Linked DNA regions of Homo sapiens: regions 1 and 3 are each linked to region 2. Evidence: chromatin contacts called from ENCODE Hi-C or POLR2A ChIA-PET data. All regions are on one chromosome and are shown on one strand. Each heading gives the region's core, a stretch centred on a gene start or an enhancer-like site at or near the end of the contact. The rest is flanking DNA. Distances are from core to core; before and after follow the strand shown. Region 1 has its middle 8.8 kb from the start of TFCP2L1. Region 2 has its middle 210 kb from the start of TFCP2L1. Region 3 has its middle 75 kb from the start of TFCP2L1.

The links. Hi-C counts contacts between places; a loop is a spot of excess contacts on that map. ChIA-PET counts read pairs that join two places held with the same protein, here RNA polymerase II (POLR2A). Pooled maps may share reads with other maps.
Region 1: POLR2A ChIA-PET joins it to region 2 with 12 read pairs in Panc1. The contact joins two enhancer-like sites. A Hi-C loop is called at or near these places in 3 of 50 pooled maps. POLR2A ChIA-PET finds 5 or more read pairs at or near these places in 4 of 52 experiments (H1, Panc1, WTC11 and 1 more).
Region 3: POLR2A ChIA-PET joins it to region 2 with 15 read pairs in activated CD4-positive, alpha-beta T cell. The contact joins two enhancer-like sites. POLR2A ChIA-PET finds 5 or more read pairs at or near these places in 3 of 52 experiments (Caco-2, H1 and activated CD4-positive, alpha-beta T cell).

The regions. Positions count from the first base shown.
Region 1 is chr2:121,291,992-121,295,998 of GRCh38, reverse strand. No RefSeq gene overlaps it. Among named protein-coding and RNA genes, the nearest start is that of TFCP2L1, 8.8 kb to the right of the region's middle. Within about 2 kb of position 2,443, at least 2 of the 41 ENCODE cell types and tissues checked have a DNase peak (open chromatin) inside an H3K27ac peak, as active enhancers do.
Region 2 is chr2:121,073,727-121,077,774 of GRCh38, reverse strand. No RefSeq gene overlaps it. Among named protein-coding and RNA genes, the nearest start is that of TFCP2L1, 210 kb to the left of the region's middle. RefSeq lists enhancers at 1,664-2,515, 2,034-2,933, 2,516-3,366 and a silencer at 2,328-2,622. Within about 2 kb of position 2,534, at least 3 of the 41 ENCODE cell types and tissues checked have a DNase peak (open chromatin) inside an H3K27ac peak, as active enhancers do.
Region 3 is chr2:121,208,651-121,212,625 of GRCh38, reverse strand. No RefSeq gene overlaps it. Among named protein-coding and RNA genes, the nearest start is that of TFCP2L1, 75 kb to the left of the region's middle. Within about 2 kb of position 1,690, at least 6 of the 41 ENCODE cell types and tissues checked have a DNase peak (open chromatin) inside an H3K27ac peak, as active enhancers do.

The DNA.
Region 1 (4,007 bases), core at 1,194-3,693, 220 kb before region 2:
AGTTGTCTGCATACCTCATTCTTCCTAGATGCAGTACAAGAACTTGCAATCCAATGAATACTGGGACTGAAAGAGTTGTAGAACAAACAAGACTGAAGCATGTCCCCTGCTCACCACATTATGGGCAACAAGAAGGAGAGAAGAGCTGTGGCCCTTCTGGGAGCCCAGACCTCAGGGCTCCCCAAACCAGGACTGTGACAGGCTCTAACACCCTCTTTGGGGCTCTGCAGTTCCCAGTGTCTCCGAGCTTTCAGGTGCCATTACATTCCCCCTGTCCAGATGCTGGTGCCCGCAGCAGAAGCCACTTGTGGTATGTCTAGTCCACCCTCAGCCTGGCATGGACCCAGCGCCTGGAGATGCCCTCCCTGCCACAGTTGGTGCCCCTGGCTGTGAGCAGTGGCCGGACCCCACACTCGCTTGCTCACACACCCCTCAACACTCCCACCTGCAGGTGTGGGATCCCACCCTTAGCAGGTGTGGGATCCAGGCTGGTAGTGCAAGCCGAATGCAGCCTGCCAGGCTGAGTGGGAGGAATGAGCCCAGCAGGTGCAAGCAAAACCCAAGCAGAGGTGCCACCAGCCACAGAGGTCTCTGGCTGGTGAAGCAACACCCTAAGGATCCTGTGACATCTTAAGCCTGGACTTGTGGGGCTGTGAGGTTGTACTGAACCAACATCTACAGAGCTTAGAGTGAAGGAGAGGAGCACCTGGCCTACTCTTCTGGGCGGGTAGGGAAGGCTTCCTGGAGGAGGTGATGCTGAGCTGAACCTCATGAAAGTCAGTTAGGCAAACTAGGGCCAGGGAGGAGGACACTGAGGAGCAAGTGCTCTAGGAAGTGGGAACAGTAGAGAGGCAAAGAGCTGAGGTGTAAAAAGTACAGAAACTTAACAGCCTGTGTGGCCCCAGGTGGGTACAGACATGGGCACTCAGATGAATGAGCAGGTGGTACTTTTGGTGATTTTCCTCTAGGTGGTGCAGCCCCATGCCAGGTACATGGCTTGGTGAGAGGAGCACGGGCTGAACTTCGGGTCTCCTAGCCCCCACCTTGGCTAGTGCTTCTTGCAGAGCACAAACTCTGCAACCATATGCTGGAGAGCTGCTGCAGTGCATAGTGTGTGTGCTATTCATGAGGGCTGGCCCAAAGGACACAGTGACCATCCATTGCCTTCCTGAGCTAGAGCTCAGGGATGGCCAATGCCAACACTAAGAGATTCCTTTTTAAATTTTTTTTTTTTTTGGTAGAGACAGGTCTCACTATGTTGCCTAGGATGGTCTTGAACTCCTGGCCTCAAGAGATCCTCCTGCCCCAGCCTCCTAAAGCACTGAGGTTACAGGTGTGAGCCACTGTGTTTGGCCCCAATACCCAATAGATTCTTTTTTTTTTTTTTCCTTGAGACAGGGTCTCACTCTGTCACCCAGGCTAGAGTGCAGTGGTGTGATCTCAGCTCACCACAACCTCCACCTCCTGGTTCTAGCGATTCTCGTGCCTCAGGCTCCCGAGTAGCTGGGAGTACAGGTGTGCACCACCATGCCCAGCTAATTTTTTTGTATTTTTAGTAGAGACAGGGTTTTGCCATGTGGACCAGACTGGTCTCAAACTCCTGGCCTCAAGTGATCCAACCCACCTCAGCCTCCCAAAGTGCTGGGATTACAGGAATGAGCCACCGCACCCGGCTCCTGACAGATTCTTAATGTCTTCTCTCTGTGTGCAGTCTCTAGTTCCTCCCATTTGATTCTGGTCCCCAACACCCCATGACTGCATTTGTGTTTTGGTCTCTATCTCTTATGGTAGAGCCCCTTTTCACGTGTTGAGCAATCCACGATTACCTGCTCATATTGGGAGCTGCCCTGGTAGCTCAGAGTGTATGGGAGGGGCTGTTGACACATTGTCACTATAGGGTGATCTGGCTGTGCTCTTTCGCTGGGGAGCCCCCAGTGTGTCGAATTCTTCAAGAAAATTCTTCCAACTTCTTGTCTGACCTGTCCTTTCAGCTTGGTACAGCAGATGGGGCCTGGGTTTTCAAGCCGGACCACCCTGGGCCCTGTCCTGGCTCTACCGTCCTCCAGCTGTGCAAGTTTGGACAAGTTGTTGAATCTCAGGGGCTCGGTGTTCTCATCAGTGAAGTGGGTGTGATGACATCTACCTCCCTAGGATGTTGAGAGTTAAGCGGGCTAATGAATGGGGAGCACTTGTGTTTTCTCCCTCCTTGGCCTCAGCCGTGCCCCCAGCCAGGGGCTTTGTGTAGTCTCACTCACTGCTTTCCTCCATGTCTCTGGAGCCGCAGTCCCTGGGTTAGAGCTGCTCCCCGTGGCCCCCTGCAGAGACTGGCACCTGTAACAGGGCGTTTTGCAGAAGGAGGTGTGAAGCAGATAACAGGGTGTTTGTTTGGCCCTAGAGGGAGGGCACTGTGCCAAAGTGCATGTGGCCAACTCCACCCAGGGCAATTCGCTGTGACTACTGAGCAGGGAGCAGGGCAGCCCTTGTCAGAATGAGAATACTTGACTGCTGCTGGAAGGACTGATGGGAGCAATCTAGGCCGGAGAGGGAGGAGGAGGAGAGTCAGAGCAGGGTCTTTGCATTGGAGGGACTGGGGTTCAAGGCAGAAGGATTGCTTGAGGCCAGGAGTCAAGACCAGCTTGGGCAATACAGTGAGACCCCCTGATAGGGCTTGGATCTATGTGCCCACCAAATCTCATGTCAAATCGTAATTTCCCGCTCCCCAGTGCTGGAAGTGGGTGGAGTTCTCAGGAACGGGTTAGTACCATCCCCTTGGTGCTACTCTCGTGATAGTGAGTGAATGAGTTATCACGAGATCTGGTTGTTTAAAAGTGTGTAGCAATTTCCCCCTCTCTTTTCTCTTCCTCCTCCTCTGGCCATGTGAAACGTCTCACTCCCCCTTTGCCTTCCAGGATTGGAAGTTTCCTGAGGCCTCAGTGGACGCCAAGAAGAAGATGTTATGCTTCCTGTACAGCCTGCAGAACCATGAGCCAATTAAACCTCTTTTCTTTATAAATTACCTAATCTCAGGTATTTCTTTATAGCAATGCGAGAATGGACTAATACACCCCATCTTTTTTGAAAAAAAAAAATATATACACACACAAACATATGGCCAGGTGTAGTGGTTCATGCCCATAATCCCAGCACTTTGGGAGGCTGAGGCAGGAGATCACTTGACTCCAGTAGTTTGAGACCAGCCTGCACAACATAGTGAAACACCATCTGTAAAAAATAAACAAAATTAGCTAGGTGTGGTGGTATGCGCCTGTAGTTTCAGCTGCTTGGGAGGCTGAGGTGTAGGGATTGCTTGAGTCGGGGAATTTGAGGGGGCAGTGAGCAAGCTCACACCACTGTACTTCACAATCCAGCATGCGCTCTCTCTCTGTCTCTCTTTCTCTCTCTCTATTTTGTCATGCACCAAATAGCCCAGGTTGGATGGGAGCTATCTATCTATCTATGTATCTATCTATCTATCTATCTATCTATCTATCTATCTATCTATCTCCCACCCAGTCTAGGAGGAGTTGCTATACCCCTGAGTAGGTGGGGGTGTGTGTGTATATATACATATATATCTCATATGTAGGCCAGGCACGGTGGCTCATGCCTATAATCCTAGCACTTTGGAAGGCCAAGGCAGGTGGATCACCTGAGCACCGGAGGTCAGGAGTTCGAGACCAGCCTGGCCAACATGGTGAAACTCCGTCTCTACTAAAAATACAAAAATTAGCCAGGTGAGTTGACAGGCACCTGTAATCCCAGCTACTTGGGAGGCTGAGGCAGGAGAATCACTTGAAGCCGGGAGGCGGTGGTTGCAGTGAGCCAAGATCGTATGACTGCACTCATGCCTGGGCGACAGAGTGAGATTCCATCTCAAAAAAAAAAAAAAAACAACATATATATATATATATATATATATATAGAGAGAGAGAGAGAGAGAGAGAGAGAGAGAGAGAGAGAGAGAGAGACAGAGAGAGAGAGAGAGAGACAGAGTATGCCCCTACCCA
Region 2 (4,048 bases), core at 1,285-3,784:
TGCATCCTTCTGCGATTGGATGTTTATATAAGACCTCAACTTTAATGGGGTCCCCAAACAAACTCTCAATGTTCCCGACTCCTCCTCAACCTGCTGTCTCCCATGTCTGTCTGCTGCATGACCAGTTCCACGTGGCTTTGGCCAACCTCACACAGCTGGGGTGGACAGCACCTTGCACCTGGCCCATGTGGGGTATGGTGAAACTGCTCAGCACCCACGCCTGTGTATCTGGAAGTGTGGGGCCACACCACGGGGCCACCCTCGAGCGGCAGGGGCAGAAGCAGCTGGGCAAAACTCCCTCCTTCATCCCCAGGCCGATGGTTCTGAGATGCATCCCAGACTCTGGAAGGTCTCCCCTAGCTTTCTTCCCTGCTGCCTGTGTCAGGCTTTCTCCTCAGGGGAACTCAAGCTAAGACCCAAGGAGATGGCCGCTTAGACTTCCCTTCAAGAAAGTACTGATGCCCAGCTGCGAACTGGGGTCCAGCTGTTGGCTTTGCCTGTTTCCGAGCTGAAGGCACACTATTCTGGGGTGGCCCCAGCAAGGACTGAGCAGGGCAATGATCCCCATCCCGGCCCCTTCCGCGGCCACAGGCCTCCTGAGATGGGACGGGCGCGCTTTGCTCCGGCGCCCTCTGCTGGCAGGTGCAGGTTGTGCAGGGAGGATGCATCAGGATGGCCGGCCCCGCCCACCTTGCTTCTTCCCTCTCCTCTTACAGGTGGTGCTCCCCGTTACGCTATTGCACCCCTCACTCCGTCTCAGCGTCTGCTTCCCAGACAATCCCACCTGAGACACAGTTTGATAAGGAGTTGGAGAATGAGAATACCAGTGAACTGGACTGAGTCGGGAGAGAGTTCAGACTTGCGGGGGGCGGGGGGCGGGGGGCGGTTACCTGAAGACAATGTTTAAATATTTAATGCCCCGATATTATGATTGGGCTCCTGCTCGGCTGTGCCCAGGACAGATGGAAGCCAGACTGTGATCACCTGGGTTCTGGGAATCTTGAAGAGACGCCTGGGGACTGCTTGGGTAGGGCTGGGGCTGGAAGCTCCACACCTGAACCAGCCAAGAGTCTGAGCCGGCGAAGTTAAGAGGCAGCGTCTGACCCTGCCTGACAGTGCAGGTCACTCTTCCCGTCTCCTAGAATAAGCAGACGCTGCACTGGGACAAGCCCCACTGGCAGGGGTGGACTTGGAGCCGTCTTTCCAGGTGGAACACTGCGTATCTTAAATGAGGTGGCCCCTGGATTGAATGCTCCTCTCTGCCTCTCCAGACCTGCCTTAGAGCAGGTGGTCATCCCGAGCTGCCAGGGCTCCCTAGGCTGGTGCAGTGCCTGTCAGGGGATGCAGGGAGCTCATGGGCCTCCTAGCAATCAACTCAACTCAGTGTGCACTCACTAGATGCTAGCCATGTGCCAGCAGGCACGGCGCATGGCAGGGGAGAAAACAGCTCCTGCGCCAAGGAGCCCTAGGTCCTGGGAAGAGGGGTGACAAATCCACAAACACATACATGCTTTGTCACACCCAAGACAGGTGCCAGATCCAGGAATCACGAAGGCACCAGGAGGTCTGAGGGCTTCCCTGAGGAGGTGATGCGCCCTGAGTCCTGAAGGGCTGGGGAGCCAGCCACGGGAGGTGGGAGGGAAGGCTCCAAGCAGGGGCACTAGGATTCCCCAAGCCCAGAGGAGGGAATAGCAGGTGTGTGGTTGTGATGGGGCAGGGAGGGCCCCAGGGCAGCGGGGACAGGAGGCGGGGTTTAGACTGGGTGGTAGGTGGGAGTGGTGCCTGGGACCCCAGGAAAGGCTGCAGCCAGGAAGGCTCTGGATTTGTGCCCGAGGCTCCTGCTAGCAGCTGACGGAATGGAGAGGGCAAGGAGGTGGGCAGGGAGGCGAGCTGGGAAACGCCAAGCTGGGCAGAGGCAGAGGAAAAGGAGAGGAGAGAAACTGAGGGGGCAGGGTTGGCAAGAGATGGGGAGGACTGGGTGGGTGCCAGGAGATGGGGGGAGAGCAGCCACGCCTCCCCTCCCGGCTGGGGTTTTTTCATGCTGGAGTTGGAGTTGGGGCAACTTTTGTCCTCTCTGCTCCTTGATCCAGGGCAAAGGCGGGGGGCGGGGAGGGGGGGCGGTGAAAACACGACCTAGTACCTCTCAGTTTTAGAATCAGCCACTATCTTTTCTGGTTAGAAATCGGTGGCGGGAAGCGGCTGGGAGAAATAAGATTTAGCCTCCCAAACAGGCGGCAGGGAAGGAAGGGACCAGAAGTGCTCCCAGCAGCTCATTTGCATTTCAAACAGCCCGTTTGTTTTATCTCCTAATTAGCATACTCACCCTCAGCTGAAAATGAGTCCATTAAAGGAGACTCTGCTCCAGGCTCAGCTCCTCCTTTAAATATTTTTAAAGCGTATGATTAATACACTTGCCTATTGCTGCGTGGACTGTGCTGGGGGGGTCAGGGGGCAGATAAATGAAAGAGGATAGCTGCACGCGGCGTTGACTGGCTGATTAATCACTGCCTGTTTTCTATAACTCATGGCAGATGGCAGGAGCTGGCTGCAGGCCCTCGTTGGGAATGAGGTGCTGCAGGCAGGATGAACAGGGGTCGGGGGAGACCCTGGAAGGCCCCAGTTGTGTCGTGTTTTTTTTCCTCGGCCCTACAGACCTCCGTGTCCACCCCACCCCCTGCACTTCGTGGCAATTCCCAAGTTCAAGAGCAGTGGCGTAGCTTCTGGGAAGACACAGGAAATCTCATTTCTCCCTTGGATTTTTTAGGACCTAGATAACGACACTGTCAATTTTGGGAATGGTCAACTTTGGGGTGGGGAGAGTCAGGTCCAGTGCAATACTTGTATATATTTTATCTTCAATTCTCCCAACAACCCCATTTTCTAGATAGGAATTGTGAGGCTTGGCAAGGCAGACACAGGTATTGTTCCCAGCTGGTCCCACCCAAAGCCTGCTCCTCGCTGTCCTCCCTTTTGCCCTCCCCAGGGGAGCATCATCAGCCCAAGGCCCAGAAGTGAAGGCCCTGGAGCTGGCACAGCTGCCCCCTCCCCGGGACCTCGGCCCTCTCCATCCCTGGGGGCCACTGCAGTCTTCCCCTGGTACGGGACACATTCTCCCCGTCAGGCCTGCATGGCTATTGCCCACCTCACCGTGCACATTCAATGGTGTTTTTGTCTCTTGACTTGTCTTTCCCAGGAGATGATGGATTTCCTGGAGGCAGGAAGTGTGGCCACCACCGGGAGTAGCTCCAGGACCCGGCATGGGTTAGGCTCTGGGGTGGTGTGACAGATGTGTGTCCGGTCAGCCTAGCTGAGCTGAACTGCAGCACCCAGAACTCCCTTCCCTGCACAGGCTTGGGTTATCTGGGGCCCCAGGGGAGGGGCAGAGGGAGCAGCAGTCATGTCTTCCTTTTACACTCAGAAGGCGAGAGGGGCCAGTGCCTCCCAACACACAGGGGACTCGCAGGTGCTGCTGATCTCAGGAGATGGATTTGGTGTCCAGGCAGCTGGGGCATAGCTCTTCCAGCCCAGCCAGAGCCTCCTGTGGCCTTCTTGACTCCCAGGCCAGGTATATGCTTAGTTCATGAAAGTGCCGGCTTCTTCCACGGGGTGCCCATCCTCGAAGGTAGAGGCTTAGAGCAGGGGACAGATTGACTTGGGGTCTGCCACTTCCCGGTGGGAGTTCCAGCTCAGCCTGTCAGGTTCCGTTTGTCCTCCTACCCCACTTCATGGTCATCCCCTTTTCCCCACGCCCGCCCTGCCAGCTCCACGCACCGGAGAAGCAGCAGTTCCCTTAGACGGGGTGGCCAGTGCCCAAGGTTTCACAAGGCCAAGTCCCTGTAATAGGTCGTGTGTGTGTGTGTCTGTGTGTGTCTGTGTGTGTGTGTCTACGTGTTTGTGTGTCTGCATGTGTCTGTGTGTATCTGTGTGTGCGTGCGTGTCTATGTATCTGTGTGTGTCTGTGCGTATCTGTGTGTGTGTGCGTGTCTATATATGTATGTGTGTGTGTCTGTGTGTGTGTCTGTGGGTGTGTCTGTGTGTCTGTGTGTGT
Region 3 (3,975 bases), core at 441-2,940, 140 kb before region 2:
GGTGAGAGGCAGGAGGCTTTTATTCATGGCTTGTAGTGGCTGGGTGGTGTCCCAGTGCATCGGAATCTTCAGGAGGGCCGGAAAGCCACCTGCACTGCACTGCGGGGGTTCCCCGCCCGCAGTCTCCCATTCAGTGGTGGGGTGCGGGTCTGAGAATGTGCATTCCTAACAGGTTCCCCCGGGGGCTGTTGCTGCTGGCCTGGAGGCACCTGCCCTCTCTTTCTGGGGAGGAACCTCCAAGAGGGATAGTGACTCACTCGGGTGGGGTGGGACAGAGGGGGACTAGAGAATGTTAGGGTCCAATGACACAAAGGTGACCCAGAGCCTGACAGCTGGCTGGTAGCTATGGGATCCTCTGCGCCTCCCTGTAGGGGAAGATGATTTGAGTAGTGAAACCTGTTGATGACCCTCCCACCCCCCAACAGACACACACACACACATGCACACAGACACACACACACACACGGAACCAGAGGGGCCTCCCGGGTACAGGTGTGGATGCCACTGGCTCTCGACCCCACTCTCTGCCCTGGGTCAGGTGAGTAGCCACACTCAGCGCTTCTGCTTCTGGAAGTCCTGGGCTGTGGCGGCTCCCACATCGCTGACTGGGGCTGTCCACATGGAAGACCCGTGAAAGTCACCAGTGGGAAGCAGGTGCATGCACTGTTTGGGCCTCTACCGGGTAGGCTGAAGATTCCACCTGGAGTGTGTCAGACAGGATAGGCCCTGGGAGGCTGACTCACGAGGACCAAACCCTGAGGAGCCTGAGGGAATCACTCCTGTGGGTGAGAGGAGGAAATCAGCCATATGGCTCTGGAGGATCCTGGCAGCCTGAGGACACTCTAAGGTGCAAAGCAGAATCCTCAAGGGAAGGGTGTCTGGGCAGGTTCTCCCAGCTGAGCCTCTGCTGGAACAAAGCTGGCTTTCCCCTGGTCCTCCAGCCAGGAAGCGCAGGCCCTTAGGCTTGGCTTGGACACTGTTCCTTGGACCCACCAGGGGCGGACCCAGGTCTAGACAGTCCCCTCCCGCCCCCCATTCCCAAACCCTCTGATAAACATGCTTTGGGGGAAGACTGCACGCCCTGCTTGCTCCAGCCCTGCTCAGCCCCAGGTTGCCTCGCCCAGGGAAGAATCTGGTGGCCAGGAGGCTTCCAGAGCTAGGTTGGGTTGAATATTAACCTGCCTTGATTGGGTGGAACAATATTTAAACTCAATTACAAGAGAAAGGGGTTATCTGGAGAGGGCTTATCAGGCCAGAGCAGCTATTGAAATATCTGATAAGCCCAGAGGTTGACATTGGAGTGGGGGAGGAGCTGGCCCCAAACACTAGTCCAGAGAGGAGAAAGGTGGATGAGGAAAATCGACCAACTTCCCTCCCTTCCTCCTGTCATCCCTTCTTTCTCCTCCTCTCCCTCCATTCCCTTTGTTCACATATGCTTTTTGAGTATCAGGGGCAGGCCCAGCTCTTTCCTGGCACCAACAGCTCACAGAACTTGCTGGGCCTTACTCTTCCTCTGGGCTCTTCCTCTGAGCTCCCATGGGCTCCTGTGCCTAGGCTGTAACTGTCCATCTTTCTGTCCGCCTCTCCCACTGGGAGGAGCTCCTAGAGACAGAGTTTGGTCTGCCTGATCGCTGCCACTCTGGAATCCAGCCCAGGGCCTGGCAGGGAGAAGCCTGCTAGGAGTGTTTGTTGAATGAGTAAGAGATAGCAAGAGGTGCTGGGCAAACGAGGGACTGGGACCTGAAAGCAGCGGTGAAGGGAGCCTGTGCCGGCAGGGGGCAAGCTGCTATATGGTGACGTGTCACCTTAGCACAGAGAGAATGGGGACAGAGGACAGTGAGTTCGGATGGGGCAGTAGGGATTGGGAAGAGGACAAACATGGGCACAGGGATGTGGTGTGGGCCGGCAGGAGGAGGCCTGTGAGGGGCTCCCCCAGCCAGGTATTGCCCGTGCCTTGTCTGAAGGGATCCAGGATGTACCACACTGAAGAGGGTTTTCTGGTTTATTTTTTTATTTTTTTATTTTTTTATTCCCCTTAATCTGCCTAAAAGCAGAGGCTCCCAAAAGAATTCAGCTGCCAGAAATCCTTTCCCTGGAACTTTCAAAACCAGAGAGATGGACTCCTATCACCAAATACAAGAATTCAAGAAGTCAGCACTGGCACCAAGATAAGAAATCACCAGAACAGACATAGTTGCAAAACTGTCCTAGCTGCCATCTGTTCTCCTAGGGGCCATTTATCTTTCCTAAAAGTAAAATGGTCCTTCTCTTCCCTCTTCCCCTATTAACATGGTATATAAGTCCCAAATTATAACCACCTCCTTGAGTTGCATTTTTCTTTTCTTTTCTTTTTTGAGACAGAGTCTCACTCTGTCACCCAGGCTGGAGTGCAGTGGCACCATCTCGGCTCACTGCAACCTCCATCTCAAGCAATTCTCCTGCCTCAGCCTCCCAAGTAGCTGGGATTACAGGCACCCGCCACTGCGTCCAGCTAATTTTTGTATTTTTAGTAGAGATGGGCTTTCGTCATATTGGCCAGGATGGTTGTGAACGCCTGGCCTCAGGTGATCTATCCACCTCGGCCTCTCAAAGTGCTGGGATTACAGGTGTGAGCCACCACGCCTGGCCACATTTTTCTTTTTATTTATACTTGTTTTATCCTTTTCTCCTTTTTTCTCTTTTCTTTTTTTTTATTTTTTATTTTTAACATTTCTTTCTTTTTTTTCTTTTTCCTTTATCTTCTTCTTCTTTTTCTTTTTTTTTTTTTTGAGACAGTTTCTCACTTTGTCACCCAGGCTGTAGTGCGGTGGATCATAGCTCGCTGCAGCCTTGAACTGAGTCACATTTTTCTGTGAAACTCCCTCATAGGTATGAGAATAAAAATCCATCTTTTTTCTCTAGCGAATCTATCTTTTGTCAGTTTAATTCGCAGGCCCCTAGTCACTGAACATAAGAGGACACAGGAAAAGTTTTTCCTCCCTATTATCTCATCTGCACTCACAGCACCTTTTCAGGCAGTTGTTAAAGTCTCTGCTTTGCCTGTGAGGAGACTGAGGCTCAGAGAATCTGGGCAGCTTCTTCAGGGACACACAGCTAGTCAGGGGGCAAAGTCAGGCTTCTGACCCAGGTCCGTCAGCTCCAAAGACTGTGCCACCGTCCCATGTGGCTGCGGGGAGGCTGATGCTGGGGAGCAAATGCATCCGGATAAGGTGCTGCTCCTGGCTGGGAAGGCGGATGCCAGGATATCTAGGTAGCTTGGGAGATGCCCCTCCCGGCAGTTCTTCCTGCCCATGGGGAAGCGTGCCTTTGAGACAAGCTACATACCATGCTTGTCCCCTCTCCACCTCAGCCCTGACCCAGCTGTGCCCTTGGGGCCTGTGGAAAGGGGTGAGCTAGAACCGCCTCCTCCTTCCCAGTGCTGCGCCCGCTTGCCTCTCTGGGACGGGGAGGGGTGGGATATGCGGCCAGGGGGCTGGCTTGGTTTAAGTCTTCAGCTCACAGCCCAGCCCCAGCCAGGGGATCCTGAGCCCCAACTCGTTTACAGTCCCTGCATGGGCATCTTCCCCACAGCTGCAACTGTCCCCTCTGCTGGCCCTGCTGCTGCCCTCTGGAATGTGGGCCCTAGGAAAGGAAGCCTGTCCCCGGGTACCTGCAGATGCAGCTCTTCCTCTGGGCTGCCGTGGGCTGCTGGGCTCCAGGGTTCTGCCCCAATACTCAGGCCACCTCCTCTCAGGTGAGGTGCTCACCCCTCTCCAGCACCTTCTGCTGACCGTCCCTGCCCCTCTATTGTGGATGGACTTGGGAGGCCAGTTCTGTGCTTCACCTCCTTCCACCTTCCTCCTTCATCTGTCCCTTTCATTCATTCTTTCCCTCTTGAAGAGAAAGTGGACTCAGAGTTCCAGCTGATCTAGCAGGGAGACCCTGGCTCTGACCCCCATAGGCTGTTTTCTTTTTTCTTTTTCTTTTTTTTTTTTT